Linked DNA regions of Homo sapiens: region 1 is linked to region 2. A link is a loop called in an ENCODE intact Hi-C map of the cell type or tissue named here. Cell type or tissue: K562. All regions are shown on one strand. Links, peaks and the distances in the headings refer to the core of each region. The heading gives the core; the rest is flanking DNA. Region 1 overlaps ANKRD17 (ankyrin repeat domain 17). Region 2 overlaps ANKRD17 (ankyrin repeat domain 17).

Region 1 (16,773 bases), core at 5,657-13,656, 65 kb before region 2:
AAAGAGGAGGTAAAGAAAGTGATAGGGGTAGAAAGTTTATAAGGTAAAGGTATAGTAACAGAGAACTTCCCAAACCTAGAGAAAGATACCAATATTTAAGTACAAGAAGGTTACAGAACACCAAGCAGATTTAACCCAAAGAAGACTACCCCAAGGCACTTAATAATCAAACTTCCAAAGGTCAAGGAGGTAAGGATCCTAAAAGCAGCAAGACAAAAAGACACAAATAAAATACAATGGGGCTCCAATACATCTAGCAGCAGACTTTTCAGTGGAAACCTTACAGCCCAGGAGAGAGTGGCATGACATAAAGTACTGAAGGCAAAAAAATTTTATCCTATAATAGTACATCTGGCAAATATATCCCTTAAACATGAAGGAGAAAGAGGGACTTTCCCAGACAAAAGCTGAGAGATTTCATCATCGCCACTTCTGTCCTACAAGAAACACTAAAGAGATTTCTTTAATCAGAAAGAAAAGAATGTTAATGAGCAAAAAGAAATCATCTGAAGGTACCAAACTGACTGATAATATTAACTACAGAGAATATTATAACACTGTACCTGTGGTGTGTTAACGCTTACCTTAAGTAGAAGCACTGAAAGATTAACAAATCAAAAATAATAACTACAACAACTTTTCAAGACATATGCAGCACAGTAAGATATAAACAGAAATGACAAAAAGTTAAAAAGTAGCAGACAAACTTAAGGTGTCGAGTCATTGGTTTTCTTTTACCTTGTTAAATTTGTTTATGGAAGTGGTGTTAAGCTGTTATCAGCTTAAAATAATGGGTTATAAGATAGTATTTGCAAGCCTCATGGTAACCTCAAATCAAAAAACATACAATAGATACAAAAAATAAAAAGCAAGAAATTAAAACATATCACCAGAGAAAATCACTTTCACTGAAAGGCAGGAAGGAAAGAAGGAAGTTAACAATACAAAACAACTTGAAAACAAATAACCAAATGACAGGAGTAAGTCTTCACTTATCAGTAACAACACTGAATGTAAATGGACTTAAAGGACTACAACCAAAACACATGCAGAGGCTGAATGGATAAAAAACAAGACCCAATGACCTGCTGCCTACAAGAAACACACTTTACCTATAAAGATGCACACAGAGTGAAAATAAAGGGATTGAAAAAGATATTCCAGGCCACTGGAAACCAAAAAAGCGCAAGAGTAGCTATACTTACATTGCACAAAATAGATTTCAACACAAAAATATGAGACAAGATCATTATATAATTATAAAGGGGTCAATTAAGCAACAGGATATAACAATTTTAAATACATATGCACCTAACACTGGAGCACAAAGCTATATAAATACTAGAGCTAAAGGTAAAGATAGAACCCCAATATAAAAATAGCTGTAGACTTTAACATTCCACTTTCAGCATTGGACAGATCTTCCACAGAGAAAATCAACAAAGAAACATTGGACTTAGAAAGAAAGATGGCAGAGAGGAGAGGAGACAGGGCTAATGTGCAGCTCCCACTTGGATGGGCAGAATAGCATGTGGAGACTCACACCACAAACTCCGGCTCTAAGAACCACTGCAGGAACATTACCAGGAAAACCAAAATAATTCACAGATTCTCTGAAAGAAGTGACACATCGCTGCAAATTCTGCAAGACAGTCAAATAACTGTGAGTTCCCAAAGTACAAGAGCAGGAAAACCTGTCTCCAAACACACATGTCCACTGGGGAATCTGAAAATCCAGATCACAGGAGAAGGATTTAACCTCACCTATAACAAAAATGAATACAGGGAGCCACATGAAATATAAAGGTAGAAGCAGCAGTGGGAAGAGCCTTGTAAGCACACCCAGTCTCCAGCTCGAGCCCAGGGAAGCCATCCCTGACTGCATCTGATAGGGCCCTCAGGGAAGGCAGCTAGCAGAATTAGGGAGGGGTCACAGGGTGAAAAAAGCTTCCAACTGAATTTCATAATAATTTCAACTGGGCATAAACTTTCTTCAGCAGAACCCACAGGGTAAATGGGAATCCTCCCTAAATCATTCTATGAAGCCAGTATCACCCTAATACCAAAACCAAGAAAGGAGAGGAGGGGAGGGGAGGGGAAGGGAGAAGGAAGGCGAGGGAAGGGAGGGGAGAAGGAAGGAAGGAAGGAAGGAAGGAAGGAAGGAAGGAAGGAAGGAAGAAAACTACAGATCCCTGATGAACATAGATGCAAAAATCCTCAACAAAATACTAGCTAACAGAATCCAACAGCATAGCAAAAAGATAATATACCTTGATCAAATGGGTTTCACACCAGGAATGCAGAGATGGTTTAACACATGCAAGTCAATAAATGTGATACATCACATAAAAGGAATTAAAAACAAAAATTGCATGATCATCTCAATGATGCAGAAAAAACATTTGATGAAATCCAGCCATCCCTTTATCATTAAAACCTTTAGCAAAACTGGCAGAGAAGGGACATATCTCAAGGTAATAAAAGCCATCTATGACAAACCAACAGCCAACATTACACTAAATGGGAAAATGTTGAAAGCATCCCCCCAAGAACTGGAACAAGATCTGGATGCCCACTTTCACTATTTCTATTCAACACAGTACTGCAAGTCCTAGCCAGAGCAATCAGACAAGAGAAACAGACAACCAAACTGATAAGGAAGAAGTCAAATTATCCTTGCTTGCAGATAATATAATCTTATATTTGGAAAAACCTAAAGACTTCAGCAAAAAAACTATTAAAACTGATAAATTCAGCAAAGTTGCAGGAAACAAATCAACATACAAAACTCAGTACCATGTCTATATGCCAAGAACTAACAATCTGAAAAACAAATCAAGAAACTAATGCCATTTACAATAGCTACAAATAAAATAAAATACCTAGGAAGGAACTTAATCAAAGAAGTGAAAGATCTCTACAAGGGAAACTATAAAACACTGTTGCAAAAAATTGAAGACGACACAAGAAAAATGGGAAAATATTCCATGTTCATGGGTTGGAAGAATCAATACTGTTAAAATGTACATACTACCCCAAGCAACTTACAGAGTCAATGCAATTCCTATCAAAATACTAATGACATTATTTACAGAAGTAGAAAAAGCAATCTATATTGGTCTGTTTTCACATTGCTATAAATAACCGAGACAGGGTAATTTATCAAGAAAAGAGGTTTAATTGACCTACAGTTCCACATGGCTGCGAGGCCTAAGGAAACTTACAATCATGGCAGAAGGTGAAGAGGAATCAAGGACCTTCTTCACATGGCAGCAGGAGAGAGAAGTGTGAGGAGCGGAAGGGGAAGAGCCCCTTATAAAACCATCAGATCTTGTGAGAACCCATTCACTATTACAAGAACAGCATGGGGGAAACTGTCCCCATGATCCAATCACCTCCCACTGGGCTCCTCCCTTGACACATGGGGATAATGGGGATTACAATTCAAGGTAAGATTTTGGTGGGGACACAGAGCCAAACCATATCACAATCCTAAAATTTACAAGGAACCTCAAAAGATCCAGAATAGCCAAAGATATCCTGAGCAAAAAGAACAAGACTAGAAAGAATCACATTACCTGATTTCAAATTATACTACAGAGTTATAGTAACCAAAATGGCATGATTGTCACATAAAAGTACACATATAGACCACTAGAATACAATAGAAAACCCAGGAATAAATCCATACATCTACAGCCAACTCATTTTTGACAAAGTTGCCAAGAACATCCAGTGGGGAAAGAACAGTCTCTTCAATAAATGGTGCTGGGAAAGCTGGATATCCATATGCAGAAGAATGAAACTAGACCCCGATCTCTCACCATATACAAAAATAGAATCAAAATGGATTCAAGACTTAAACATAAGACCTCTACTATGAAACTACTAAAAGGAAACATTGGGGAAACTCTCCAGGACATTAGAATGGGCAAAGATTTCTTGAGTAATACCATAAAAGCATGGGCTCCTAAAGCAAATAAGGACAAATGGGATCACATCAAGTTAAAAAGCTTCTGCACAGGAAAAAAAAAAAAATCAACAAACTGAAGTGACAACCACAGAATGGGAGAAAATATTTGCAAACTACCCAGCTGACAATGAATTGATAACCAGAATATATAAGGAGCTCAAACAATAGGAAAAAAAATCTAATAATCTGATCCAAAAATGGGTCAAAGATTTGAACAGCATTTCTCAAAAGAAGACATATAAATGGCAAATACACATATGAAAAGGTATCAACATCACTGATCATCAGAAAAACGCAAATCAAAACTATAATGAGACATCATTTCACACCAGTTAAAATGACTTATCCAAAAGACAGGCAATGACAAATGCTGGAGAGGATGTGGAGATAAGGGAATCCTCATATACTATTGGTGAGAATGTAAATTAATACAACCATATGGAGAACAGTTTGGAAGTCCCTCCCAAAAGTAAAAATAGAGCTACCACATGACCCAGCAATCCCACTCCTAGGTGTACACCCAAAAGAAAGGAAATCAGTATATTGAAGAGGTATCTGCATTCCCATGTTAATTAGAGCACTATTCACAATAGCCAAGATAGAGTAGAAGGATGAATACCAGAGGCTGGGGAGGGTAGTTGGGGCAGTGGGGATGGTTAATGAGTATCAAAAAAAAAAAGTTAGAAAAAATGAATAAGACCTAGTATGTGCTAGCACAACAGAGTGGCTATGGTCAAAAATAATTTAATTGTACACTTAAAAATAACTAAAAAAGTATAACTGGGTTGTTTGTAACACAAGGGATAAATGCTTTAGGTGATGGATAGCCCATTTACCCTGATGTGATTATTATGCATTGCATGCCTGTATCAAAATATCTCATGTATCCCATAAATACTTACACCTACTATGTACCCACAAAAATTAAAAATTAAAAAATTAACACCAACAAAAATCACAAAAATGTGTAAAACCTGGCATTAAATAGGCCACAAAAGGACACTTATTTATAGCAGGAGAGCTGAAACAAGAATGTAGAGCATCACTTTGTTCGACTTCTACTGGGAGCATGCATGTAGGGTGATTCAAATGTTCCACCACTTTATACATGCCTATGAAAGACCGCTAGTACTGATTTTGAAGTTAAAATGCATTTTTGCAGGTAGGCAAATTCACAAATACATAATTCACGAATAATCAAACTCAACTGAAAAATCTCTCTTTGTAAGGTCAACTGTAGCACATGGACTTTACTCTGGTAATGAAAATTACAATATGCTTTAGTAAAACGCTCCATGTAATTCAGCAGAAAGTAATCAATTAACCTTTATTAATAGTATCATTCTAAATACCCAATATCATTCATTTTTAACAAGAGCTTTTATTAGATTGATGTGCAACTTTACATAACAAGGTAGACTTATTACTATGTAGAGTACATACCTGCAGCTTCTAGTAAAGCTTCCAGTCTAGCCTGTGTTTCTGGATCTACTGTCCTGAGGTCTGCACCATCAGCAGTACCTGATAAGAGCAACTTGGAAGCTGTTTCCAGCATTGGATTTTCCAAATCATCCTGATCCAAAATGAAAGACTCCACCTATAAAACAAATGCAAAAAGAGGGAGGAAGGGAGAAATGAACAGCGAAAGGAAAAGAGGGGAGAGAAATAAAAAGAAAGCAGGGGAGGGAAAAAATATGTTAACATAATTAACAATGGTAAACACAGTGCAACCCTAAAAAGTTCAACATGACATCTAAGCCTGTTGATTAACAAAAGAAGAAATTTTTTTGTGGAAGAATTCAAAACTTTATTTCTCATATGCAGCCTAATTTTCTTTACTAATATTCTTTTCTACTTTAATTTGGTTATTAGGTATATGTAGGGTTGAGTGTGATGCTTAGGTTGTGAAAACTTTAACTGTGAATAGAAGACCTAACTAAATCAGCAGTTTTTAAATGTTTTGCTTTCAGGACTCAATGAAGTACTGAACTCCCAAGGACTTTATATAAACCCTGTATTTCTTGATATTTACCATACTGGAAATTAAGTAACAAATATCACTATCAAAAAATCACATTCATTAATATCACCACTGATTTCATCCAAAAAGTCTTTAAGTACTGGAAAGCTGTCAAGCCTAGGCAAACAAGTTCCAAAATTCTAATTTTTGCTTCAAAGCTTAACTTTATCATTGGCAACAAGTATTGTTGTTTTCCTTAAAGTGACAGACTCACTTCAAACATTTTTAGAGGAGCATTTGCCAAATATCCAAGTTTGATAACTATAGTTTTTCGTTTGTACTTTACCATAAAAATGACATTTCATGGGGGAAAAAAGGCTAATTCACCTCACATCTAAAAAAATTGCAGTTATTTTTCCTCCAGACAAACACTATACTTTTTATATGCAGCAAAAGTGCTTTATGTGTACTTCCCATTTTGTTACACACACTAATATTGAAAGAACATGCATTCAAAAGGGGAGTTTTCATAAAATGAATAATTTTATCGCTTCATCAAGAATATTCTTAAACTAGCATTTAATTTTTTTTTTTTAACTTCAAGCACGTGGTAGTGAAGAATACAATCATATCAGTACAGTTTGTTTCCATGGCCTTCGGGTCCATAAGTTTTACCCACCACTGTTTTTGCACCATCATCGTAAATGTCAACATAGTAAAAAAGTCAAGTAACATCTCAATATTATGATAAAAATAGTTTTGACCTCATGGACACCTTGAAATGGTCTCTGGGCCCTGAGGGGTCTATTTACTGTGTTAAGAAACACTGATATAAGTCTAGCCGATTCAAGTAAATTTAAAGAATTAGAAAATAACAAACTCCTAAGACAGGGGTAAAGTTTTGTTTTGATATTCCCTATCACAGTGCTACTTACAAATAGGTACTAAAACATATTCTTTTCTGCTTAGTGATAAAAATTGGTAATTATTATATAAAATATCACTAAAATGATCAGTTTATTTCACAAATCTAAGGTACTACTAACACTGCAATAACCAAAATAGATGTAAAAATAACTAATAAGCTAGAATACAATCACGCTCATGCCTAGTATCCAGAAGGTCAACAATAAAAAAGACAACTTAAGGAATAAATCCTTAACCATCATAACCTCAGAAACGATACTGTTCCATCTTGAAAAGTCAACTATCAAGTAACCAGGAATACTGCTATAATTAATCAAAACATTTAATACTAAATTTTAAATCTGGGAAGAAATAATATGTTTCTCTACAAAGTTCCATTAAACTAAAGCAGTTTAACGTGGAATAACATTTGAGATTTCAAATATTTTATACACAAACACAACATTCTAAAAATATTCTGTAAATATTTTTTAAATTTCATAAAATTTTGTTCTACATTAACTTTAATTAATCTATAACTCCTTATGGCAAGGAGATAAAAAATACAAAAACAATTTTTTAAAATTATATATATTTTAAATTATATATATATGTGTGTGCATATATGTGTGTGTGTATATATATCTGTGTATATATGTATATATGTGTGTGTGTGTGTGTGTGTGTATATATATATATATATATATATATATATATTTTTTTTTTTTTTTTTAAAGAGACATGGATAGTCTCACTGTGTTGCCCAAGCTGGCCTCAAACTCCTGGGATCAAGTAATCCTCCTGCCTTGGCCTCCCAAGTAGCTGGGATTACAGGCACACACCACGCCTGGCTGATTTTTTATTTTTGTAGCAACAGGATGTGGAATTCCTGGGCTCAAGTGATCCTCCCACTTTGGCCTCCCAAAGGACGGGATTATAGGCATGCACTACCAGGCCTGGCTAATTTTAAGTTATCTTTAAAGGTAGTAGTAAAAGTATGAGAAAGGAAGAATTTTAAAGGCTGACTAAAGTATTATACTTTAGGAAGCAAATTTTTGGGCACAGCAAAGAGTGATTCAAAATTATAGCAGTAAAAAAATTTGTTTTATTGTCAAAGGTCCAGAAGATGAGTCTTTCTAAAGAAAAAGCTGTTTCCTAATGAAATTTTCTAATATCTGAAATTTATTAAAATATTTACAATTATTTCAATTTAATAAGAAAAGATAAAAGCAAATAAACAAATGTATGAAATTGAACAGGTAAAATGAATAGATGAAATACCATAATACAATATTTTAAATGAACATTTTAGAAAGTAGAAGACATCAAAAAGCAGTATATAGTTAACTGATTAATCAAAGGTAGAGATCAGAGGTGCTAAAGATGTTCAAAGGAGACACTGCATGCATAAAGAATAATATAAAAGGATTTTGACCAAAAAAATTAATTTGTATAAAAGAAGAGAAAGAAGGAACATGGACTGGCAAGTAAAAAATTTCTATGTGATAGAACACAGGGTTTTACACAGGGTTTTACTGTAGGTTTGAAAAGATAGGTTAGAAGTTAGATCACAGAAGATATCAAATTTCAATCAGAAGCGACTGTCTTACACAAAGTCCCCTATGCCACAGATATCCTAACTAGCCTGGTGAAAACTTACTAGGAAAATTGCATTTCCATCTCTTGATGAGATATAATAAACACAGAAACATTTACTTTCTACTGACTTTAAGCTTCTCCACAAAAGTTCTTATGTTATTCTTAGGCCCACTATTCTCACTATATGCAAAACTTGGTAACTTAAAAAACTGTAAATTCAAATGACTATGAAATTCTTATAGACAGCTTTAGAAAAGAGAGGGGCTATCAAAATGACAGAAAAGAACAGGAATGAATATTTATTATTTCCTCCCTATCCCTCATTTATGATTAATGAAGGAGCTACTTTCAAGGACACTGCTAAAATATGAAGGCCTAAGTACCAGAATTGCTTTAGCTGTTACCTATGTGACCTAACCAAGTCTCTCTCTCAGCCATCTATAACTTTAGACCCCCAATTCTGCTTAATTTTTTCATAGATTTATCACACATGAATATTATACATACAGTCTTTCTAAGCTCTGTAAAAACAAACACTTTTTTTGGTTTAGTCATGTACACCCAGCAATTAGAAATGTGTCTAACTCACTGTCAGGATTCAAGCAACTATTGAATAAGTCAGAATCTGTAAAGAAGGTGAAATTTACCAGATGATTTTGGTATTCTTCCCTTTCAGATTCTAAAAGGCTCTAGTGTATTTGGAGAACAAAGGGGTAATCACAATAAATACATCTAAAGGTATATTTTATAGATCTTAGAGGAGATACAGAATCTTACATTAGGTAGTAGGTGGTGCAAAATGCTATCTTCATTGATTTATTACACACACATTTATTGCAAACATTCTATGTGTAAAAAATACTGTTTAATACTATGGGAGATAAAGAAATGCATGATACCAGCCTTGCTATGTAGGACCCTACTTCTTTAATGAGTGTGTGTAAAAATGAACCATAATACAGGATAGAAAGTGCATAAGGTAATGAGAAAGAAAAAGAGGTATAAAAGTTCAGCGAGGAAAAAGAGAACTTCCTCCTTTAATTCCAGTTCCTCTTTTTCCAACTAGAAAGAGCTCGCGTTACATTACAAAACAAGTGAAGAGAGACTGGCATAAAGAGATGCAATCTTATAAACATACAAAAATAAGTATTCCTTTATTAAATTATGGGCATACACCTCTCTGCCATACCACATCCCCAGCTGAGACAGTTCAGATTAAAAACTAAAATGAATTTTCCCTCTGAAACCTATCGCATTTTTATTATATTATTCTACAGAAAAAAAATCATTTTGAATCACAACCAACTTCTGGAACATAACAAACATTAAAAATGGTCCAAATAAGAAATTAAAATAAGTATTTGAGCTGGGCACGGTGGCTCACGCCTGTAACCCCAGCACTTTGGGAGGCCGAGGCGGGTGCATTGCCTGGGGTTGGGAGTTCGAGACCAGCCTGGCCAACATGGTGAAACCCTGTCTCTACTAAAAATACAAAAATTAGCCAGGCATGGTGGTGCACTCCTATAATCCCAGCTACTTGGAAGGCTGAGGCAGGAGAATCACTTAAACCCGGGAGGTGAAGGTTGCAGTGAGCCGAGATCGAGCCACTGCACTCCAGCCTGGGCGACAGAGCAAGACTCCGTCCCCACCAAAAAAAAAAAAAAAAAAAAAAAAAAAAAAAAAAAAAAAAATTTAAAAGAAAGTATTCGAAAATATTTTATTTGAATGAAATATATAAATAACTTCCATGAAGAGAGAAGACAAAGGAAAGAAATGTCCTTACTAAATGTATTCTCTAAGGGGGGAAAAAAGTTATCAAAGTTACAACTGGCCTTTTTTAAAAGTTGTATTTAAAGTGGTTTGAATGTGTTGTTTTGACCAGCTGGATATTTTATGAAATGATGTTTAGGCATAAAGAACCATCAAAATGCAAGAGGCGTAGAAATCACCAGGTTCAATTCAGTGTTTACACATGAAAAAACCAGACACAAGGACCTTTATTTAAATAGGAGATTTCTAAATACCTAGCACCAAGAGACCAGTTATCCAATTAACTAGCTCAATATACTTTCCACCAGCAAATACAATGCTGGAATAATAAGGGGTTGAACTTTCACACTGCTCTGGGAAAGGTGACTTTAAATTTTACATTTAGGGATCAGGCTGTTAACTACCTGAACCCATTGTTTAATTACTAAAAGTGGGACAAACAAACCTAACATGCCCCCGATTTATGCAACATAAAATACACAGCACCTCCTATAAAGAATTCTTGTCCCCCCAATAAACAATAATCTACTAGAACTTTTAGACGTGTAAATAACTTCCAGTACATGAAAATTAGTAAAGCAAATACAGGAATAAGATAAATCAATGTTTCTCAATGTAAAAGCACTATTAACATTTTGGACCAGATAATTCTTTGTTGTTTGGGGCTGTCTTGTGTAATTTAGGATGTTTAACAGCAACCCTGGCCTATACTCACTAAATGCCAGTTAGCAACACTCCTTCAGGTTGTAACAACCAAAAATGTCTCCAGACATTGCTAAATGTTCCCTTAGAAGAGAAAATTAAAAACAACAACAACAAAAATCATGAAGGAGAAAGAGGTTGAGAATCACTGGGTTAAATATAAGCCAAAAAGGAAAGTCTAAAATGTGGAACATTTTGCAGCAAAACTGACCATTTCCTTCAAGTAAGTAGAATGGGAGCAAAAAATCTTTTTTGAATAGAGTAAGAACTGTTCTGAATTACAGAGACTCGAGAGATATAACCAGCAAAATAATAGGTCTTACTTAAATCCTATTCAAACAGGACAACTGTAAAAACAGTATTTTTGAGACAAGAAATCTGAATGTGAACTGGGTATTAGATAATATAAAGGAATTACTTTGGTTATGTAAGAAAATATCCTTGTTTTTCAGACATGCATACTGAAGTATGAAGGAATAGTGTCGGAAATTTGTCATCAAATACTTAAAGAAAACAAAGCTTCATGGCAAATTCTTGAAAATGTTGCATCTGAGAAATAGATATATAGAGGGTTTTTTTGTTTTGTTTTGTTTTTTTTGAGACAGGGTCTCACTCTGTCACGCAGGCTGGAGTGCAGTGGCAGAATCTCGGTTCACTGCAGCCTCTGGCCTCCTGGGTTCAAGCGATTCTCCCACCTCAGCCTCCTTCTCTTCCTTCAGCCTCCGGAGTAGCTGGAAATACAGGCGCATGATACCAGGCCCACCTAGATTTTTGTGTATTTTGGTAGAGATGAGTTTTCACCAAAACACAAGTTTTGTGTATTTTGGTAGAGGTGAGTTTCGGCCTCTCAAAAGTGCTGGGATTACAGGCGTGAGCCACTTTTACCCGGTCTATAGAGTTTTTTTTTATACGAGTCTCTGTACTTTTGTTCATGCTAAGTCCTTTTAATTTTGAAAGACTAAAGGTGATGACATTTCACTGTAGAAGTTGCTTTTATTTAAACAGAAAAACTATTATTTAACAGTAATATTACTTAGATTTCTAAGATAATTAGAATTCTTTTTCACTTTCTCCCCAAATTAAGTCTGACTTAATACAAATATTTAATAATGAAAACCAAGGTCTTTTAACAATGGTCAGAGCTGAATGAATTTGTTTGTCATTAACGGTAATTCAAATCCTTCTACACTCAAAACACAAAGTCACATGGAAATTTGGTAATGCGGGGTCATTTGGACCAACTGTCATCGTTAGCATTACATTTCAAACTACTCCTCAAGTTAGAAATATTACTGCCATACTAGAGAAGAATGGTTCGTTCTGTAGTTTAATAAACTCGTATTTATTCCAAAGGATAAGAAAATTAGTATATTTTGGCCGGGTGCGGTGGCTCACGCCTAATCCCAGCATTTTGGGAGGCCAAGGCGGGCAGATCACCTGAGGTCAGGAGTTCGAGACCAGCCTGGCCAACATGGTGAAAGCCTATTGCTATTTAAAATACAAAAATTAGCCAGGTGTTGTGGCAGGTGCCTGTAATCCTAGCTACTCAGGAGGCTGAGACAGGAGAATCACTTGAATCTGGGAGGCAGAGGTTGCTGTGAGCCAAGATAGCGCCATTGCACCCAGCCTGAGGGACAAGAGCTAGACTTCCTCTCAAAAAAAAAAAAAAAAAAAAAAAAAGAAAAGAAAACTAGTATATTTTAATTAACTGATACCATACATACAAACTCCAACTTAACAAATAACTACAAATTACATACTAAGTGCAAAGCAGTAGGCTACTCATTGGATTATACAAACACAAAAATAATTTTGTTATAATCAATACCTTCCATAAATACACAATAAAGAAAGGCAACTCTATGTGCAAATAACTATCAAACAAGTTTGAAAGAAGTACTAAACAGATACTAATACAGTGATTGTGCAGAGAAATGAGAAAACAATTATGAATGAGAGTGCTAAAAGCAATGATGCTTCAGGAAGATGGCGCCTTTCAATACTGTGCTGCGTTCAGAATTTATATTAAGTTACTGAAGGATTTAAGCATTAAGGCAAATAACTGGTAAAATAAAGATAATTAGAGACCATGTTAAAGATCATTTTAGACAGCTGTGACACCAGAGACAAAACAACCAATTACGAACTTAAGTAAAACAAATGCATTATGTGAGGTGAAGATGGAAAAAAGGGCCAGTCTCTAAGCATAAACATACTTTATAAAAGTAAAATGCTGGCAACCGCAAAATTTAGACTTCTTTACATTCAACACTAACCCCATCCCCCATCTGATGTTTTCCGAAGAAAAAATAATAATAAATAAAAAATATTTAAAAAATAAATAAAAAATATTTATTATTGTTTTTGTTGTTCTGGAAAATACCCTATTTATCAATGAATCTCAAAAGCTGGTAATAAATAAAAATATTTATTATTGTTTTTGTTGTTCTGGAAAATACTCTATTTATCACTGAATCTCAAAAGCTGGTAATCTGAATTTTAAACCAGTAATCTACATTTCAGAAAAGGTGTTCTAAATTTTGACTATATTATAAAAGCATTTTAAAACAAATAATCCCCACACTTATTCCAGGAAAAGAAGTTATCTTCAGTCAAAAATTTACCATACTTAAAATTTTAAGATCTCTTAATAAATCCAGTCAATGCAGAAAAATCCCTCCAAAAAGATTTTATATTTTTTCTAAATTTTTCTTTTAGTAAGTGTCAATGATTGATTTTTAGGACCAATTTAGACATTTCAGTAACATAAAATGGGTTTACAGACATAAATCCATAACTAACACCACTTTGGCTACAAAAAATAAAAGTTCATTAGAAATGACTTACGGCTATCATTATGGGATGAATTATATAACTCATACATATAAAACATATTCACTGATATTCAAAGCACAGGCTATGTGAACATAATTGAAGGCAACAACAGTCTTAATTTTGGTTTTATCAATATGAAATACATTTTACATATGAATACATATTTTAAAAACTGAATATTAAAAAGTGAATAGAAAAATTAAGAAACTTGAGTTTATGATCATTTTATGACAGTGACTGAATAAATTCTTAATTTATTAAGAAATTATAATAATTTCTGGCTCTCAAGTAAGCCTGGAAAAATATGGCTATCTGCTCTTATAGTTCTTTGAATACTGATAAGCAGATTTACACATAAAATAAGAAATAAGAAGTATTCATAATTGTAAAGTCATCACAATTTAGTCTCTTCTGAACATGACCCAGAAATAATTCCTTTTGTCTGTATTTTTTATAGTCTTAAATAAGGGTAAACTTTGATAAAATACCACAATTCTTAATGGGGTAAATTATTCCAAAATTAATACAATTCAAATATTTTTTCTATACATACAAAGACAAAATCTTCAGTAATGTCACAGAACACTAATCCAAGTATAAGACTGAAATTTGAAAAGTTGAAAGAAAATAAAAACCCACTTAAAGAAATAAAATCTTTCTTGTAAAAAGAATGGTCAATGATTCATTATGGTATTCTGAGATTATAGTAAATAAAACTAAAGTGAACCTCATTAAAGATAATTTACCTTTCAAAAAGTCTATTTACAGAATAAACCACTGATCTATTCTTATATTTTTTCATTCATACTTGTCTATCAATTTGACAAATATTAAGCAGCTACTATAATCTAGGAATCAGTGATATAACAGTTAACACAGCTTTGTTCTATAGCACTTTCGTAAAACGTGACTTCTTATGCTTCAAACTGCTATTTGCCTGCAACAATTGAGTATGACATTACTAACAATTCAATATAAAATTTTTAACATAAACTTTACAAAGTGGACAAATTATGAATATTTCAAATAAGACAAAGTTCTATGGAATTCTCAAATCTAGAGTTTCTAAGTGGTTTTTCTGTAACAGAATTAAAGTTATATGGTTTGTCAAAAATTCTCCCAAAATTACTTATCAATAGTAGGATGCAATTCAATTATGAATTTAGCCTGCTCCAGGAATTATCATTTATCAATTATTGTAAAAGCAGCTGCAGAATATAAATATTCTTATAAGATGGCTTTACAACACACACAGATACACACACACACATATATACACACCACAAAACCTGTAGTCATAAGCCTGGTGACATTTCAAACTTCTAAGGATATAAAGTCTAGAAAACTTCCAGGATGGTAGCAGTGGGGACCTGTTAGGGGTCAGACTGACATCAGACTTCCTAAATACAGCACCAGATGCTAGAAGATATCTGTGCAATTAAAAGTTCTGATGAACAGTTTGAAAGTAAAATTCCAAACTGTATAATGAAATTTTTTTAGGTATGTAAACACTATGAAATTTAAAAGCCACAAACATTTTCTGAATTTAGAGAAAATATTACTTCAAGAAGAAAAACCCATCCAAGAAAGGGGCAGCCTTGGAATTGCAAGACTAAGCAGCTAGAAAAGAAACCAGTATAATACAACGTATTTTTAATATCTCAGGTAATTCTTAATATATGATTCACTAAAGTTATAAAAGTGGAAGTGAGACAGGAAAATGGGGTCTGTTGGCAGGGAACATAAGGCCGAGTCACATTTCGGCTGTAACAGGAAATATCCTCTCTGTTAGAGTATATGCCATAAATGACTTTGTAACTTTACTTCATCTCCTCCATTTACATAGGACATACTGAAGTAACCAATGGAATCCTCTAGAGGGGACTTAAACTCTCAAAAATTCTGTAAGGAGGCCTTTGAGCACCAATGCTTGGGCCTGCTCCCACACTGTTGAGTGTACTTCCATTTTCAATAAATCCCGTCATTCCTTCCTTGCTTTGTTTGTGTGTTTTGTCCAATTCTTTGTTCCAGATGCCAAGAACCTGGACATCCTCCACTGTTAACAGAAGTATATAACATAAATATATCACAAAGATTTCTGATTATTTTGAAAATATGAAAGCCAGGATTCAAATGAAATAATGCCAAAAGCCTATGTTCTAGGGCAGTGCTCCCCAACCTTTTTGACACCAGAGACCAGTTTCATGGAAGACCATTTTTCCAGGGGCAGGATAAAGAGGATTTAGAAATAGAAGTAATTAACTGTAATACTTATATTTCATAGTGAACTAGAACTTAGTATATCACAAACAGAGAAAAGTCTTTAAAAACAAAAACCTGATCATATCTTAAGCAAAACAGAAAATCTCAACACATTTCAAAATGAAGAAATTATACAAGGGCACATTCTTGGTCCATAAAGTTGAAAGAAACTAAAACTTAGCTATAAGATGACGACACTACTTTAAAATTTAAAAAGAAAAGGAAAAAAAAAGCCTACTATTAACTCTCAGAATACAGAGTAAATGAAAAATAAAATTATAAGCATATTATTTCATATGGGATTTAGCCATAGCGATCTTTAAAGAAAAATTTAGGCCAGGTATGGTGGCTCACACCTGTAATCCCAGCATTTTGGGAGGCCAAGGTAGGCGGATCATGAGGTCAGGGGTTCGAGACCAGCCTGGCCAATATGGTGACTCCTCATCTCTACTAAAAATATAAAAATTAGCCGGGCATGGTGGTATGCGCCTGTAGTCCCCGCTACTCAGGAGGCTGAGGCAGAAGAATTGCTTGAACCCGGGAGGCAGAGGCTGCAGTGAGCCGAGATTGTGCCACTGCACTCCAGCCTGGGCGACAGAGTGAGACTCCGTCTAAAAAAAACAAAAAAGAAAAGAAAAATTTAGAGCTTGAAATGTATTAAATTCATTAGAACCTGAGATTTAAAATAAATAAATGAAAAGCTTCAAAATAGAATACAAATCAAAATGCATCAACATAATTTATAATGAAAAAACAAAAATGAGAA
Region 2 (16,773 bases), core at 5,885-13,884:
TTTCATTATAATCTAACTAAAGTCCATGACCTAAAAAAGGTAAAGAAAATTGATCCTGACTGGGAAAAAAAAAATGACAACTTCATTCCAAAATAGTATATAAGAATTAAATCCAGTAAAATGTCAAAATAAGTAATAAATTACCTCCAACACAGAAGGTAGTATAGTGTGCTAAATAATGTAGATTACCTCCATTCTTTAGAAAAACTCTGTTAAAAATAAATCATTAGCCCTAAGGTAGATGAAGACAACAAGGTTAAGTAGTAACTGTCCCCAAATCACACAGTGTTAAAGCAGGATTCAAAAGCAAGTGGCTCAACTTGATTTCAAACTCTTTCCATATCATGCTTTTTTCCTGGAGAAATAGTGTAAGAAAAGAAATACAAAGGCATTGGGTTATTTCAGAATTAAATGTAATTTTTGTCAAGCACAGAAACTGTGAAGTATTCATATGCCTGTGGTTTAATGAAACTGGAATCTGGCCCTTCTTCCTACTTGCTCTCTGATCAAAGTTTTCAGAAAAACTTCTGCTTATGGTAGTGAGGTCAGGAAGACCTTCGTATTTGATTAAGATATATGAATCTTAACATTCTAGGTTGCCTAAGCCAATGAATGGGTACCCTGGCCAAGCAAAGCTGTTCTTCTGGGATCCCTGGGATACAAAACAAAACTGCTCATGCATAGAAGACAAAAAGCTGTAATACCAAGCCTGTGTTTTTTATGTGTTAGCATAAAAGACAAAAGGATCTGGTGATTAAGCTAAAGTAGGTTAAGAACTCCCTCATATGAAAAGACATCTCACATACTAAGGCATATTCACAACTTAAATCATATTACAGTCCTTCGATCTGGCCAAGAGAAGCCAGGTACTGAAGTTTAGGTGGCAGCCAGAAAGCTGGACTGAGTGGTAGAGAGGATCTTGGACTGTGAGGTGGGGATCTGGATGCAGAGTAAGAAAAGGAAGAAAAGGTACAAGTGAAAGGAGTCCACAAAGTGAGTTAGAGATACATTCTAAAGGTCCTGAGATTTAGAAAACAGCATGATCAAATCTTTGCCTTCATACTTTTCATTTTATCTAGAACCCTAGTATTATCTGCTAAGCCTATAGCAGAGACGCCATAGGCATATGGTTTGCTTTCATATTCCCAGAAAAGGACTTAAGAGTCAGAAAAGGATGTGCATTTCCCATAACCCTTATCTCTCCCTCTTTATTAACAGTATGATAAAGTACTACAAATTTTTAAGTTCTCAAGGAATTTAAGAACATATTCTACATAAATTCTAAAAACTTAACAAATTCAGAATACAACCATTATTTTGTGAACTGTTCATTACAGAATCCCAACCCCTTAACCTATCTACTATCAGCTCCACCTAAAACAATTAACCAAAATGTACAATTAGAACTGAAAATATTTACTAGCAATCTATAAATTCAATAAGATAACCAAATTTAATAGAATTAGAAATTTAAAATAAGGGATTCTCCTAAATTAAAAAAAAAAAAAACCAACCATCTCAGTAGTCAGAATTTTCATAAGACTCTCTATTTTTATTCATACTTCAGTTTTAACAATTAATTTATGAAAATCCTTATAGGTCACAAATATTTTCACAAACATTAGGTCACCTAACCTCCCTCAAAAGAAAGTATTACCAGGCCCCTTTTATGAGAGACTGAGATATTTAATTTTTACATGTCACACTTACCTAACAGCATGAATTAAGAGGTATAGGAGGGTCTAAAACAGCATTCTTCCCACTTCACATTTTGAGCACTTACTGTAAGAGGTAATCTACAAGGTATGTATTTTGATTTGATGTTTCAGAAATATTGAAGAGTGACATTCCCATTTATTCCACCTATGAAATCCATCCCAAGATTAATCCATGAATGTTCCCAAGACAGGAGTTAGGGAAACAAGATGAAATAAAACAGAGCAGTATTAACTAGCTACATTCAGGTAAAGTGTTTTGGAGTAAGGAGGTCTTCCATAACCCTCCTTACTCCATCATTTCTCTCTGGTTATCCTACTTGGGGATAGGTCACTATACATAAATTTGAGTAAGACGGTATTCATACAGATCTGTAAAGAGGACTTAGAAGCAAGATGAAATGGCTAGTGAACTCTACAATGCATACAAAACATATTTCTTGAGCAATTACTAGGGAGGCCATAAAAGGATGGTAAGAAGGCAGTACAATATGAGAGTTAAGAAAGCAGACTTTCATGTGAGACTACCCATGTTTATATTCCATTTCCATCACTTACTGTGACCTTGAACAAGTTACTTATTCTTTACCTTGATTTTTTCAACTACAAAGTGTAGATACTATGTACCTCTTAGAACTGGGAAGATTAAATGATATACAGCAGTGTAATACACATAAACCAATTAGAATTGTGGCTGGCACACAGTAAGCACTCACTAAACTATTACTGGGGTTAAAATTATTCAATGTTCTAGGTGTTATAAACACCTTCAGGAAAGAGGTGATATATGATCTGGCCCTTTTATGGATAAAGTAGTCAACAGAGAGGGATATCCAGAAAGAACAGAGATGAACAGGGCTTGAAAGCTGATGTTTGACCTATCAGATCCTATACCACTACAAAATCACTAGTTTTTAAAATACAGTGCTGACACACAATAAAATGTCAGTTACAGAAATAGATTCCCATACCTTTGGTCTAGCAGTTTTACCTCTGGAATATATCTTACCACAATACAGAAACAATATCAAAAAGTCCACTTCAGTATTGTTTGTAACAGCAGAACTTTGGATACAACCAAAATTTCCATAAACTGGAAAGCAATTAAGTCCTGATACCTGACAAGGGAATACTCACAGCCATTTAAAGGACTAAGATAACTATATGTGTATTAACGTGAAAATCTATGATGGAATATTAATTTAAAAAGAAAGTTTCAAACAATATTTTTATAATGATCTCATTTATGCAAAACAAAATTACATAGATATATCTGTATATGTGTGAAAATGCACAGAAAAAGGCATAGGATTACATACACTTACAATTTACACCTAGGGATATAAAAAATCTTCAACTCTTACTCTGTATCTTCCTCTACTGTTTAAATTTTCAGTTCACAGTTACTATATGATTTAATAAAAGTGGAAAAAGATACTGCAATTTTAAGATTCCTCCAATATAAAAAAATCAAATGGATAAATAAAAAGAAAACATTACTCACAGTTTAACATTTGGTGAAAACTTTAGACAAGTTTGGTTTAAAGGATATTACCCCCTCAATAGAATTAAATTTATCTACATTGTATCTTAAAAGGATATTACCCCCTCAATAGAATTAAATTTATCTACATTGTATCTTATACAAGCTCTTCTTTTTTGACATTTTCTGAACAGCAACTATGTAAGTTTTAAATTACTCCTAGTTCATTTGAAATAGATAAAATAAACAGTGAAACAGTTCTTCAAAGAACATTGGAAAGATAGTGCAAGAGAACTACACAACAGTCATAGTTTATAGGTCCTGCAATAATAATGTATAGAGATTTTCAAGTTCAAAGACAACCTAAGGGCATCATCAAATCAGTAAGAACACTATATAGATGCTGGCATTGCTTATATTTTCTTCATAAAAGTACTTCTGTACTAGAATCTGTAAGGGAGGGAAAGAGAAAAGAAAAAAAAATGTCAAGCCTGTTTAGAGGTTTAAGCAATAAAAGAAGAAAAATTGCTTCAAAAGATCACTGACTTGGCTGGGCACATGGGCTCATGCCTGGAATACTAGCACTTTGAGAGGCCAAGGCAGGAGGATCACCTGAGCCCAGGAGTTCTAGAATAACTTGGGCAACACAGCAAGACTATCTCTACAAAAAAAAAAAAAAAAATTAGCTAGGCATGGTGGCATGCACCTGTAGTCCCAGATACTTGGGAGGCTGAGGTGGGAGGAACACTTGAGCCCAGGATTTCGAGGCGGCAGTGAGCTATGATCATGCCACTGCCCTCCAGCCTATGCAACAGAGCAAGACCCTGTGCCTAAAAAAATTAGAATTTAAAAAAACACATAACTGACTTGATTAAGTGGAAAACATCTAAAATTCCTTTAACCATAAAACCCCACACAGATGTTAGCTACTTAACAAACACAGGAAACTGCTTAGTACAAGTAGCCAATTTTAGTATTCAGGCCTTCAGCTTATATAAATTCAGTACTTATTCTTTTTTTTTTTTTTTTTTTTGGAGATGAGTCTTGCTCTGACACCCAGGTTGGCGTGCAGTGGCACAATCTCGGCTCACTGCAACCTCCGCCTCCCGGGTTCAAGCAATTCTCCTGCCTCAGCCTCCCGAGTAGCTGGGACTACAGGAGCATGCCACCACACCCAGCTAATTTTTTTTGTATTTTAATAGAGACGGGGTTTCACCATGTTCCCCAGGCTGGTCTTGAACTCCTGAGCTCAGGCAACCCGCCCACCTCGGCTTCCCAAAGTGCTAGGATTACAGATGTGAGCCACCGTGCCCGGCCCAAATTCAGTACTTATAAAGATGTATATACTGAGCAGATATTTGGTTTATTGTTGTATTGTGGAAATACATAAAATAAAGGCATTATTCAAATAATGAGGACAGACTATGAAACAGATAAGTCAACTGATTAACTATTTGGAAATACAAGATTAAGTTCCTATTCCCCTCAATGAACCCATATAAATTTGAAATAAATGAATAAAATGTAAAAGTTAAGAGGCACACTAGCCAAGAGATGGAAGCAACCCAAACGGTCCATTAACTAATGAATGGATAAATAAAATGTGATCTATACATACAATGGAATATTTAAAAGGAAATCCAGTCACATGCTACAACATAAATGAACCTCGAGAATAGTATATTAACTAACTAGTAAGTTATTATTTTTAAAAAGAGGTATGTACTAAATTACTTAAAGCCACTTTTTAAAAAATTACTAAACTATAAAAAGATCAAATAAACCACTTACTCTAACTTCTTTCTAACATTTCAGTGGCCAATAAGGTTAAAAACACAACATATAAGACTAAAAGGAAAAAGGATGCACATAAACTGAATCTGTAAAATGAGTATCTTTACAAAACTGATGTAAGGAAAAAATATTTACAGTTTCTTCAAATAAATTTGAAAAACTAACATGAATAATCTTCATAGAAAATATAAATTAAAATATTAATGAAACTAAACCAACAGTGCATTAAAATAATTCATCATACCAAGTATTCAAAACACAATTAAAATTAGGAAATCTTTTATTACAATTCACCATATGGACATACTGAAGGGGCAGAAAAAGAACTGACCATTTCAAAAGATGCCAAAAATGCATTTGATAAAATTTAGTACATTATTTCTAATAAAACTTAAGTAATTTAAGAAAAAGTGATGTACCCTAAATTGATAAAAGATATCTGCATTATACTTAGTAGTAAAACAACAGCACTTCCATTAAAAATAAGAGAAAGACAAGTATAACCTCTGTTACCACTGACATTCAACATTTTGGGGGTGGTTCAAAACTCACGCAATAAGAGAACAAAAACAAACACAAGGGACAAATACTGGAAATGAGAGAAAAAATAATTTACTGGAATCAATATGACATTTGAGTCAGAAAATTCAACAGAATAAACTGAATACAAGAATTCAGTTTAGTGGCCATATACAAGATTAAAATATGCCAATCAATAGCTTCCTATATTCCAACAATAACTAATTAAGAAAGTATAATGGAATAAAATATACCATACATGATAGCAGGAAGAACTATAAAATAATCTGAAATAAATTCCACAAGAAATGTGTAAAATCTATACAAAAACTAAAATTTTATTAAAGACAGATGAAGGGCCTGAAAATACATAAGTATGCCATGTTTCCGAATGGGAATATTCAGTATTATACATATATTTCTCTCCAAAATTAACACAAATTTCAATGTATAATCTGAGAATATTTCATGGTCACGTACAAAAGATGATTCTAAAGCATGTCTGACATGTTAAATGAACAATATCCAAAACTCTTGAGAAAGAAGCTCAATGAGTGAGAACTGCCTTCTAAGATACCAAACCATGCTAACATATTAGGCTGAATCATATGAAACCAGATATTCAATGACTTGTGGCTTATAAAAATAATTTCGCCAAGGTTCAACTGTGAAATTCACTCAAAGTCTCCCACCCCACTTCCACCCACAAACTTCTTTCCACGTAGTAAGAAACAGACATAAGAGTTTACTAAATATTTAATACTAATAAAGCTTGGTGAAAAACCAACAGGGCTCTTTCCTATGTTTCACTACAGTGCAACTTACTCAGTTAAGGCAAAAAACTAAAAGGGAGGTAAAAGAAGAAGTGGTGTAAGGGGAGAAAGTTCCCTCTAACAATACTGGACGAAGAAGGATATCTAAGCTGAAAACTAAAGGATGAGAAAAAACAAAGAACCAGGGGAACACCACACTAGGAAGAAAGTAAAAAGACCCTAGCTAGAAAGTCTGCATGTTTCAAAACAAGGAGGGTCAGTGCTACTAGACGACAGTCAAGGAACTAGAAGGGCTGGAACAACAAGGAGCAGCCATACAAAGTTCTGTGGGGCAAGTTAGGAGTTTGGATTTTATTCTAAAAGCAATGAGAAATCAAATAACAATGACATTTCAGAAAGATTAGCCTAATGCTACGTGAAGAATGAATGAAGAATGGGGATTCAGGAGAAAAAGCCAGGAGATCAAATTAGGAGGCTACTATGAAGTTCAAGTAAGAAAATAGCCAGGGTTAAGGCGATGGTAGTGGAGAAGGAGAGAAGGAGAAAAATTCAAGACATATTTTGGAGGTAGAATGGACCTCTCCTAGTCTACCTCCTACATAGGGTGGAGAAACATGACCTAGTCCTAAACAAAGCATCTTTTTCCTTAGTGATAGTGGCTGGTTCAAGAATGGACACATGACCAAAGCTTGGCCCACAAGATTATTTCAGGAACCAGGAATGACTTTCATTCTTGTTTTGGTAGTCATAAGGACAATATAATCATAGAATTGTATCAATATAAAACATTAATTACCCTCCAATATCCACAGTCCCCTTCTTTTAGCAAAAGACTACTTCTCCACAAGTTTTACCTGGGTACATGGCCACTCAGCAAGAGCTGAGTCTTAGATATGGCTGCGTAAGAAATTTCTGGTCAATGGGATATAATGGAAAATGACGTTGGCAACTTGTTGGTCAATTCCTCAAAAGGAAGTTACCTATGCTGACCTTTCTGTTTCTTATTTCTCCAGTATTAGTTTACTAGCGCTACCATAACAAAATACCATAGACTGGGTAGTTTAAACAACAGATATTTATTTTCTCACAGTTCTGGAGACTGTAAGTCCAAGATCTGGGTGTCTGCAGATTTGTTTCTCCTGAGGCCTCTCTCCTTGGCTTACAGATGACCACCTTCTTGCTGTATCCCCACATGGCCTTTTCTCTGTGGGCATGTATCTCCGGTGTCCTGTGTTCAAATGTCCTCTTTTTATAAGTACATCAGTCAGATGGATTAAGGCCCACTCATATGACCTGATTGAACCTTAATTACATTTTTAAAGGACTTATCTCCAAGTACAATCACATTCTGAAATACTTGGGGTTAGGGCTTCAAAATATTAATATTAATGTTGGGGACACACAGTTCAGCCCATAACAGGCTGAAACATGGACATGATGCTAGTGAGCCACAGTAGATCTTGTAGATGAACACTCCAAAGCAGAGCTGTCCAATAAAACTTTCTGTGATGGAAATATTCTACATATGCACTCTCCAATATGGTAGCCACTAGCTACATGTAATATTTAAATTAAAAATTAAAAAAAATTTAACTCAAATCCTTAGATGCGCTAGCCACATTTCAAGAGCTCAGCAGCAACCTGTGGCTAGTGGCTACAGTATTGGACAGCACTGATTAAGGGATGGTGTATCAAGTGCAAGACAGCAGATACTTAGATGTGTGAATAACCTGAAGGTCTACCTCTGGAGTAGCACATAAAAGAATAACAAACTTCTATCTTGCCTGATGTGTTCTGGAGTCTCTTTGTTCAAATGATCCATCCTATACCTTAACTAATACAGTTAATTGGAAATGACACGCTGCTCTAACAAACTCCTAAAATCTCTGGTAAGGCTTAGAGAACAGGTAGCAAGGAAACATCTCAGGCTGGAGATCTAATGATCTGTGCTATACAGTTGCAGAACATTTAGTAAAACTCTTGCCTGCAATAATTGGAAGGGCACATCATATGCCTACTAAGTTTGTAGTTCTAAGAAAAGCAGTTAGAAAAACTCGAAATATGGTGTGTTGGCTATTTAAAGATCAACAAGAAAGATCAATTCACCTATAAAGCAGTTTGCAAGCAGAGACAGACATGAAAACAGTGCTACTAAAAAGAAGCTTTCTCAGTGGCAAACTCCGACCTACAAGAGTCCAGTAATTTGGGGCCTCCCAGGATGGAAAAGGCAGCTGCTTCTGTGCTCTAAATACCAGGAAATAACTTTGTGAGTTCAAGGGTTCTCTGTCAGGTAGTAGCAAAGATCAAGTTAAGAGTGTTGCTTTTCCACCTGTAATGGTTTCTTCTTAGAAAGAAGACAGGACAGCAGACATTTTGTAGCACAAATACCTTCTCTCAATTATTCAGTCAAATGCTAATCTAGGTACTGCTGTGAGGGGATTTTGCAGATGTAATTGAAGTTCCTAATCAACTGACTTTAAGCCAGGGTGATCATCCTCAGTGAGCCTGACCTAGTCAGGTGAGCTCTTAAAAGAGATCAGGTTCTTCCGAGCAAATGAGACTCCAAACAGCAGCTGAGTCTACAATTGTTCTCTCTTCGCTGTATCTTCCCTTCCTGACTGCCTATGGAGAACAGCTTCAGCCTAAGCCCATGGATTCCACCTTGCCCACAATCTTCTCCCACTAACTGCCTGCCGTACAGATTTCACACTTGCTTAGCCAGCCCTCACAATCATGTAAGCCAAATTCCTTGTAATAAATCTCTTAATACATAACAATCATATATAAATCTACTTGCTCTGCTTCTCTGGTTAAACCCTTACTGATACATCATCCAAGACTATTATTTCAGATCCTCTCGAGGTAGCCAGGAAACCTAAGGGAGAGAGGAGCTAGCCTAGCACAGAGACCAGTAAATAAGAGAATCAGCTGGTTTCCAAAACTTAGGACTAAGAGATATTTTGCTATAGTTATTGTTACATAGTCCCGATCTAAGAAAAACAGAAAAGAAATCTATTATGTTTTTGAAAGAGTTTTACCAACAAACTACATTACTGGCCTAAAAATCTTACACTTGAACTTTAAGTAACCCTACCGGCCCTGCATCTATACCAACAGGTAGGGGGCTACAAAAGTTGTACACTTCCTAGGGATGTCACACCCTCCAATGCCTACTACTTCAAATGTGGCTAAGGAAGATAACAAACAAGAAAGAATCATCTAAAGAACTAAGCAAAGGAAACAGACAGCAGTGAAAAGAGCATTCCTCTCATAGAGGAAAATCAGTATAACCAAGAAAATTACTCAGTAGCCAGAGCAAAGTTGTCACAACTCCTCCCCCGAAGGATTTCATTATTAATATGTACCAATGACTGCTGTGTACTTCCTATTCTTCCCTTCTCTAGAAGAGTTTTCATTATGATTATCCTATTCCTACTCACTACTACACAATGGGTTGGGTGAAAAGAGGGAGAGATAGTTGTTTATTGCTTTATAGATCACTAGAATTCTCTGAATTAGGAGGAAAAGCATTTTGTATATATCTTTCACTTGGAGCTGTATGTAGTAACTGGATGGGACTTTGAATTGATTCTCTTGAGGAAAGAAACAATTAGGTGTTGGAAGAAAGGTTTGCACAAATGGTAGGTGGCCAGAAGGGTGAGCCCAATTCTCAAAAAAAACAAAGGTTTAGGTTGGAGCTGTAAACCTGATAGTCACTGGTATATAGATATGTAACGACACAATAGTTAAAATCATCTAAATGAGACCAGACACAAAACAGAAAAGGGTCCAATGAGGTAAATAATCAAAGTATGTTTGCTGTGCGGGGTAAAAGGAAGCAAGATGACCAACAAAAAACAGTGAGGTACAAACAGGAGAAGGTGGTATTACATGAGGAAGAGAGGATTACATTTTAAGAAGCAAGAATCAGTCAACTGCTATAAAAAGGAGTAAATAAGAAACAGACACAAGAATTAAATACTATATCCAAAAAGAGATCCATGTATCTTTGAAAAACAAAGTACAAAGAAAAATTTCTAAGAATTGTTAAATACTGGAGTGAGGAAGTTCTCCAGAAGTCATAAAAGAATAATACATTTTACTAAACAATAAATTTTTCCATGTTGTGAAAACAATGTCAAGGGAGAATACTGTAACACATAACACTATGAAAAATTAATACTATAAATACTATCAACAAATCAATAAGAAAACAACAAGACAATCCTAATAGAAAAATAGGTAAAGGATAAACCAGGAAATTTTCAAGACATCCAAATGAAAAACAAAGATTAAAAAACTTATACTCAATGTTGACAGTAATCAGAAAAATGAAAACAAAACACCATTTTTTGTTTAACAGATTTTTAAAACTAAGTAAATTAACCACATCTAGGAACATTCTCATACACTGCTGATGCAAGCAAAACTTGAGAGTATTTATCAAATTTAACATGTGCATACTCTAGCCCAACAATTCCATTTCCAGGAATCCATCCCAAAGAAATAGTTTCATACTCAAAAATAACTGTACAAGGATGTTCACTTCACTAATAGCAATGTAGTGAAAACAATCTAAATGTCTACCAAAATAAAAGATCAAATAAATTATGAACATTTATATTATGGAACATTCATAAGTAAATGAGAATAATGTGGCAAATATTAACATACTCTAACACACACACACACGCACTCAGTCTCAAGAAAGAAACAAACATTTGATATACACCAACTGTTAGCAGCATTTACTCTAAGAATGGAATAAAAAGCCCTATATACTAGAAGACATTTTTGTAAGTATAAATACCGTCATTAGTTTTTATTTTTAAATATATAAAAATCATAATCTGAAGACTCATCTCTTCAATTGATATATTTGAAGAAAGCTCATCAATAAAAATTTCAGCAAGCAAAATTTCTAAGTGGTACCTCTGCTCTTTGTGATAATTTCACTACAACATAACAAGGAAAAAGAATGAAAAGACGTATTTCAGGTAATGATTAATTCTGAAGACAGAATAATAGGTGATTTTTCTATTCTTTAGATCTTTTTGAGTTTGTCAAGTTTTCTGCAAATATGTGTTTCTACAAATAGGTATAAATTAATGAATAACATTTAATTATATGTAACGCTATATTTAAAATCTTAAGAATTTTCATCCTACACTGTCTTGTAATTCAATCTTCATATTTTAACATATCTCCACCTGCATCAATCACAAGTATATTAATATAGATACTCTCCTTTCTTACTATAAAACCTTCAAGGTAAAATTAGAATGGATGACTCTTTAGTATAATCTAGTTGTCAAGGACACTCTAGAAAAATCGTACATACAGACCTCATCTTAAGAACAAACAAAATATCAAAAATCACTGAGTATTCCAGGAGACACTCATAAAAGATATAAAGTCTACCCTACTAGTATTCAAAAACCAAAACAAAATGATCCCTATGATCATAAGGCACACAGTTACACCAAAAATGAACATAGATGCCCCAAAAAAGTATAGGATTTATACGGGGCTAAAATCATCTTCACAGTTTTAAATTATTACTAGTTTTATCTCAACAAAATTTAAATTTTATGAATCTAGAAATAATGTCCCCATTTCTTCAAAACCCTTATAATACCTAGGTAATTTTGCTAGATGTTAATAATGCTTCTTAAATAAATTTAGTTCAGAGAGTATACTAATAGTGATAAAACTATTAGCTAATAATCATAGCTAATAAGATTAGATAATAGCTAATAATCACGTGGAAAACTGAATTCTATCATTGTGCTAAGTTTCAATGTATGTAAGTTTTACTAACTACAATATGTACAAATTAACTTATTCATATTTAACATATACAGCTATAATTTTAAATATAATTTTTTTTCATATTCACTGGGAAGGAAATAGTTCAGATTAGACAATGAAAACAGCCACACATAGGAGATAATAAATGTTTGTCAGGTAAAAGAATTAACTCCTGTAGGAGTTAATTCTAGTATGTGCTATACTAGAGGCTTTGAAACAAGACTGTTTTCATTATTAATGCCATTAAAAAAATAAACATGGCACAGAGAAAGAAAGAGACAACAATGGGGTCAAAGGCATTTCTAACACTAACTGTAACACAAACAGGTGGGCTTCCTTTTCTTGTCAATCTTCACATTTAGGTTGACAGGAAAAGAGGGAAAGGAAAATAGATCTCTATGGTAACATATATTTATTCTAAATTCCAAACTAATGGAACCAACCTTTCCATAGATACTTCCAAAATAGGTTTCAATCAAATGTTTTTAAGCTAATTAAGAGATGATCCATAAAGAAACCCAGACCAAGAAATAACTTTAGAGCAGGTTCTTATTTCTTCACTTTCGTATTTTTCTTTTCTATTCCTTTCTTTTGTGGGGGAAGATGGGGATAAAAAAAGTGAAAGGTTAAATTAGGCAAGCTAATAGTATTTTTGGGAAAAGGAAAGGGGGAGGCAAAATTCCCTGCAAGAGAGGCACAGCCATAAAGCAGTTCCATAAATGTGCCATTTCTACAATGTACTTTCAAATAATCTCAAGAAATAAAAAATGAATTTATTTTCTAAACTGAAATAGCACTATCTGGTACACATTATGATTTTCTCTACCTTATAAGTCAGTTTGAGTATGAAGTAATAAGCAATAAGAATATACTTAAGTAAAATCGGCCGGGTGCTGTGGCTCACGCCTATAATCCCAGCACTTTGGAAGGCCGAGGGGGGCGGATCCAAGGTCAGGAGTTCGAGACCAGCCTGACTAACATGGTGAAACTTCGTCTCTACTAAAAATACAAAAATTAGCCGGGCGTGGTGGCGCCGGCGCCTGTAGCCCCAGCTACCTGGGAGGCTGAGGCAGAAGAATCACTTGAATCTGGAATGCGGAGGTTGCAGTGAGACGGCATGGCGCCACTGCACTCCAGCCTGGGAGACAGAGCGAGACTTCGTCTCAAAAAAAATAAAATAAAATAAAAATAAATTAAAAAGAAAGAATATAGTTAAGTAAAATCTACAGTCCTCCTCAATCATGGATTCCATCTCTAGCCCTACCATCATTTTTAAACTATCCCTCTCTAGACCTCGTTTTAGTCATCATTTTCATGGTACAGCAGCCAAAAATATACATAATCTATTTTGTGCAGATGTAGCATAGCATTATTTAAAATGAGAATTATGATTCTGGTTATCGCCAACGCCTTAACTTCACCCTACATTATACTAAGCTTTTACCAAAAAAGCATGCTGTATTTCAGATCATTTACTCAAAACACATTTTTTTTACCCTTGACGCATAAAAACCTATTTAATATTTTTCAATTTATTCCCAATAATCTTGTTTCCCATTCTTATCAGCATAATTCACTATGATCAGCAAGCTTTGAGAAATTTCACCATATATCAAAATTGTTTATAAAGGCTGCGCACAGTAGCTCACATCTGCAAGCCCAGCACTTTGGGGGCCAAGGCGGGCGGATCACTTGGAGCCGGGAGTTTGCGACCAGCCGGGCAAACATGGTGAAACCCTAACTCTAATAAAAATACAAAACAATTAGCCAGGCGCAGTGGCTCACGCTGCAACTCCAGATACTCAGGAAGGTGAGATGAGAATTGCTTGAACCCGGGAGGTGGAGGTTGCAGTGAGCCGAGAGCACGCCACTGCACTCCAGCATAGATGACCTTGTCTCAAAAAAAAAAAAAAAAAAAAAAAAAACAGAAAAAAAGAGTTGTTTTTAAAGACACTAATAATGGCTCCAATAGGAATTCCTCAAGTACTGTAACGGTTTTTGTTGTTGTTGTTGTTGTTGTTGTTGTTGTTGCTTGAGACAGAGTCTCACTCTGTCGCCCAGACTGGAGTGCAAGGGCGCGATCTCTGCTCACTGCAACCTCTGCCTCCCAGGTTAAAGCAATTCTCCTGCCTCAGCCTCCCAAGTAGCTGGGACTTACTGGCGGGAGCCACTACGCCCGACTAATTTTTCTATTTTTAGCACTCTGATGTTTCAAATGTAAAATCTTTACATTTCCTTCTCCCCACTCTCTTTTATCTCTAGTCTCACTCAGAAGTAAACTTAAAAACTAACCCCAGGCTGGATGCAGTAGCTCACGCCTATAATCCCACAGCATTTTGGGAGCCTGCGGCAGGAGGATCACTTGAAGCCAGGAGTTCAAGACCAGCCTGGGCAACAAAGTGAGACGCCATCTCTACACACACACAAAAAGTTGACTCCTTTAAAAGATCATGTAATGTTTATGAGTTTCACAGGACAGAAGGCAGTCTAAGTTATGCTTTCAATAATTAGAGCTATATTATTTGAAGTTTCATAGCATGCTTGGGGAAAATAACAGTTAACATTTCCCTTTTCAATAACTGAAACCCCAAATTATAAATCATTATAAAAATGATACCTATATTGTCCCACAACTCTACATCCCTTCAGGAATGAATAATAATAATTTCTAAAGACAAAAAAATGTTAAGAAGTGAAGCACTGTTAAGTCAGAAAGGGTATTTTGCTTCTGGGTAAGAAGTGGATGGACATAACTGTACCAGATAGGTAAGATTCAAGGGACTAGAAGGGTATTCGTATTTACCCACCACCTTCAATTCCCTAATGACTTACTTTTTTTTTTTTTTGAAAAGATGAAAGCTGAAAAAAGTTAGGTTTGGTGTAGGTTACACCATGGATGTTGGTGCCTCCTACTGGTCCTAACAAAAATATAAGTGGTACCAGCAGGCACTACTTCGCATACCAATGTGAAGTAAAAATTCCCTTTCATCTGTGGTCAAGTATGGAAAAATTATGAAGGTCCTCATTAAATCCACATTTTTTAACCCATTAAATTATCCTTATAAAAATTCAGATAAACTACTGTCATAAATGCAACTGCACTGCCTCAAGGACCTAAAAACTGTTTTCCTAATCAACTAGATGGCATAATCAGGTAACAGCAGAAACAGATAGTCTAGTGAATTTCCGAGAGTCAAAATATGCTACTTTGATGCTTATTAAACACTGAAAACTTTCACAATACTAACTCCAGTTAAGTTGGTGAGGTTAAAAATGACTAAACTAAAAATAATGGTTCAATTAAAACATCCCACAGGGATCTACTGTAAATAATAGCTGCAACCAAGTTCTGTTACCTCAAGACTTGAAGTCCCAAAGATTTCCCACAGTAGGTGGCTAATAAAGAAATATTTATGAGTTATTCTTACTACAGAGATGGGACTTCATGAGAACCTAGCAGAGATACAAAGACTTACATAAGACACATGGTACTGTATAGCAGGAGATATACAGATGAGTAAGACAAGGCTTTTGCTTTCAGATATGACAGTCCACAGCACACAATGTAAACTGCTTCATTAATTAAAGGGCAAAACATGAAGATATAAGAGAAAAGAGAGTAGGCATAAGGCTGGTTTACCAGAAAGATGTGATCAATCTTGGACCCACTATTTCACAAATAAGCCTTCTTTGTTACCACATCATCTGCTTAGTTAGAAGCAGTTTCCAAACTCTTAATAATCCAAATAAATGACCAAATTCCCCACTAAATCTGTAGTGAGAATGTTTCAAAGTAACAAGGTAGGAGGGAGAGGGTGGGGGTCACAGAACTCTTTGAGGATCTAATGAAAATCCTGCACATATGGGGCTAGAGCAGAAAGGAAGAAAAATAAAGCCTTATAAGCACCTTCAACAAAATCTTTTGTTTAATATCAGAGGATTCACAGCCTAGCCAGACCCCAAGTTAACAATCTCTATTTAAAAGAAACATTTTTTTTTTCAAATTAATAAGGAGAGATTACCTTGAAAAGTAAATATTTTGAAAGGCAAGGAATAAGTGGTAAATCGCCTCTAGAAAGGGTGGTTTTTCAGTATGAAGTTTTCATCTTGTTAACAACTTAATTCTAGGTGGTGGGAATATGGATTATTTTTCTATACTTTTCTGTATTTCTTGCTTTCTTTTTCTTTAGTGAGTTTTTCAGAAGAACTGGAAAGAAAACTTGGGGTGACCAACTTGTCTTCAATGGCCGTCCAACTGCAAAAAAGCGTCTCCCCTTATACAAGCCGAATGTGCCAATATCTGAAATATGGTACTCAACACCATACAGCATAACAGAGCATGTGAATGAGTGAGAGAATAAATGAATGAATGAGGAGGCGTAGAATCTAACAGTCCCAGGTTCAATCCCATTCTGACATTTATTAGCTATGTGACCCTGATGAGGTTGCCTAAAATCCTTCTATGCCAGTATGTTTACCTGTAAAATGAATGCTCCCTGCCAACATTTGTATACTTTGAAACTCACACATTATTCAAGATGTACATTTAACCACTTAAGCTCACTCTCACACCTCCCCAAACTTATAATATTTATTCATTGGTGTATTTTTAAATCAAGGTGACTTACAAGTTTTGTTCACCATTGCTCACGCAGTACAGCACAATACCTAGCACATA

What was found. Hi-C counts contacts between places; a loop is a spot of excess contacts. Peaks named below come from ENCODE experiments on the same cell type or tissue, not always from the same donor. Only the 100,000 strongest peaks of a DNase experiment are listed, where the experiment ranks them.
Region 1: it touches region 2 in a loop (2.3-fold over the local background); 8 of 110 quality-filtered maps call a loop at or near these places.

What each region holds. Positions count from the first base shown.
Region 1 is chr4:73,171,964-73,188,736 of GRCh38, forward strand. ANKRD17 (ankyrin repeat domain 17) reads right to left here. Exons shown (of 34, transcript NM_032217.5): 2 at 5,417-5,570. Among named protein-coding and RNA genes, the nearest start is that of ANKRD17, 78 kb to the right of the region's middle. In K562, for the core only: no CTCF peak of the experiment used is centred there; no DNase peak of the experiment used is centred there.
Region 2 is chr4:73,236,596-73,253,368 of GRCh38, forward strand. The region is part of intron 1 of ANKRD17 (ankyrin repeat domain 17); the gene reads right to left. Among named protein-coding and RNA genes, the nearest start is that of ANKRD17, 14 kb to the right of the region's middle. In K562, for the core only: no CTCF peak of the experiment used is centred there; a DNase peak (open chromatin) is centred at 9,436.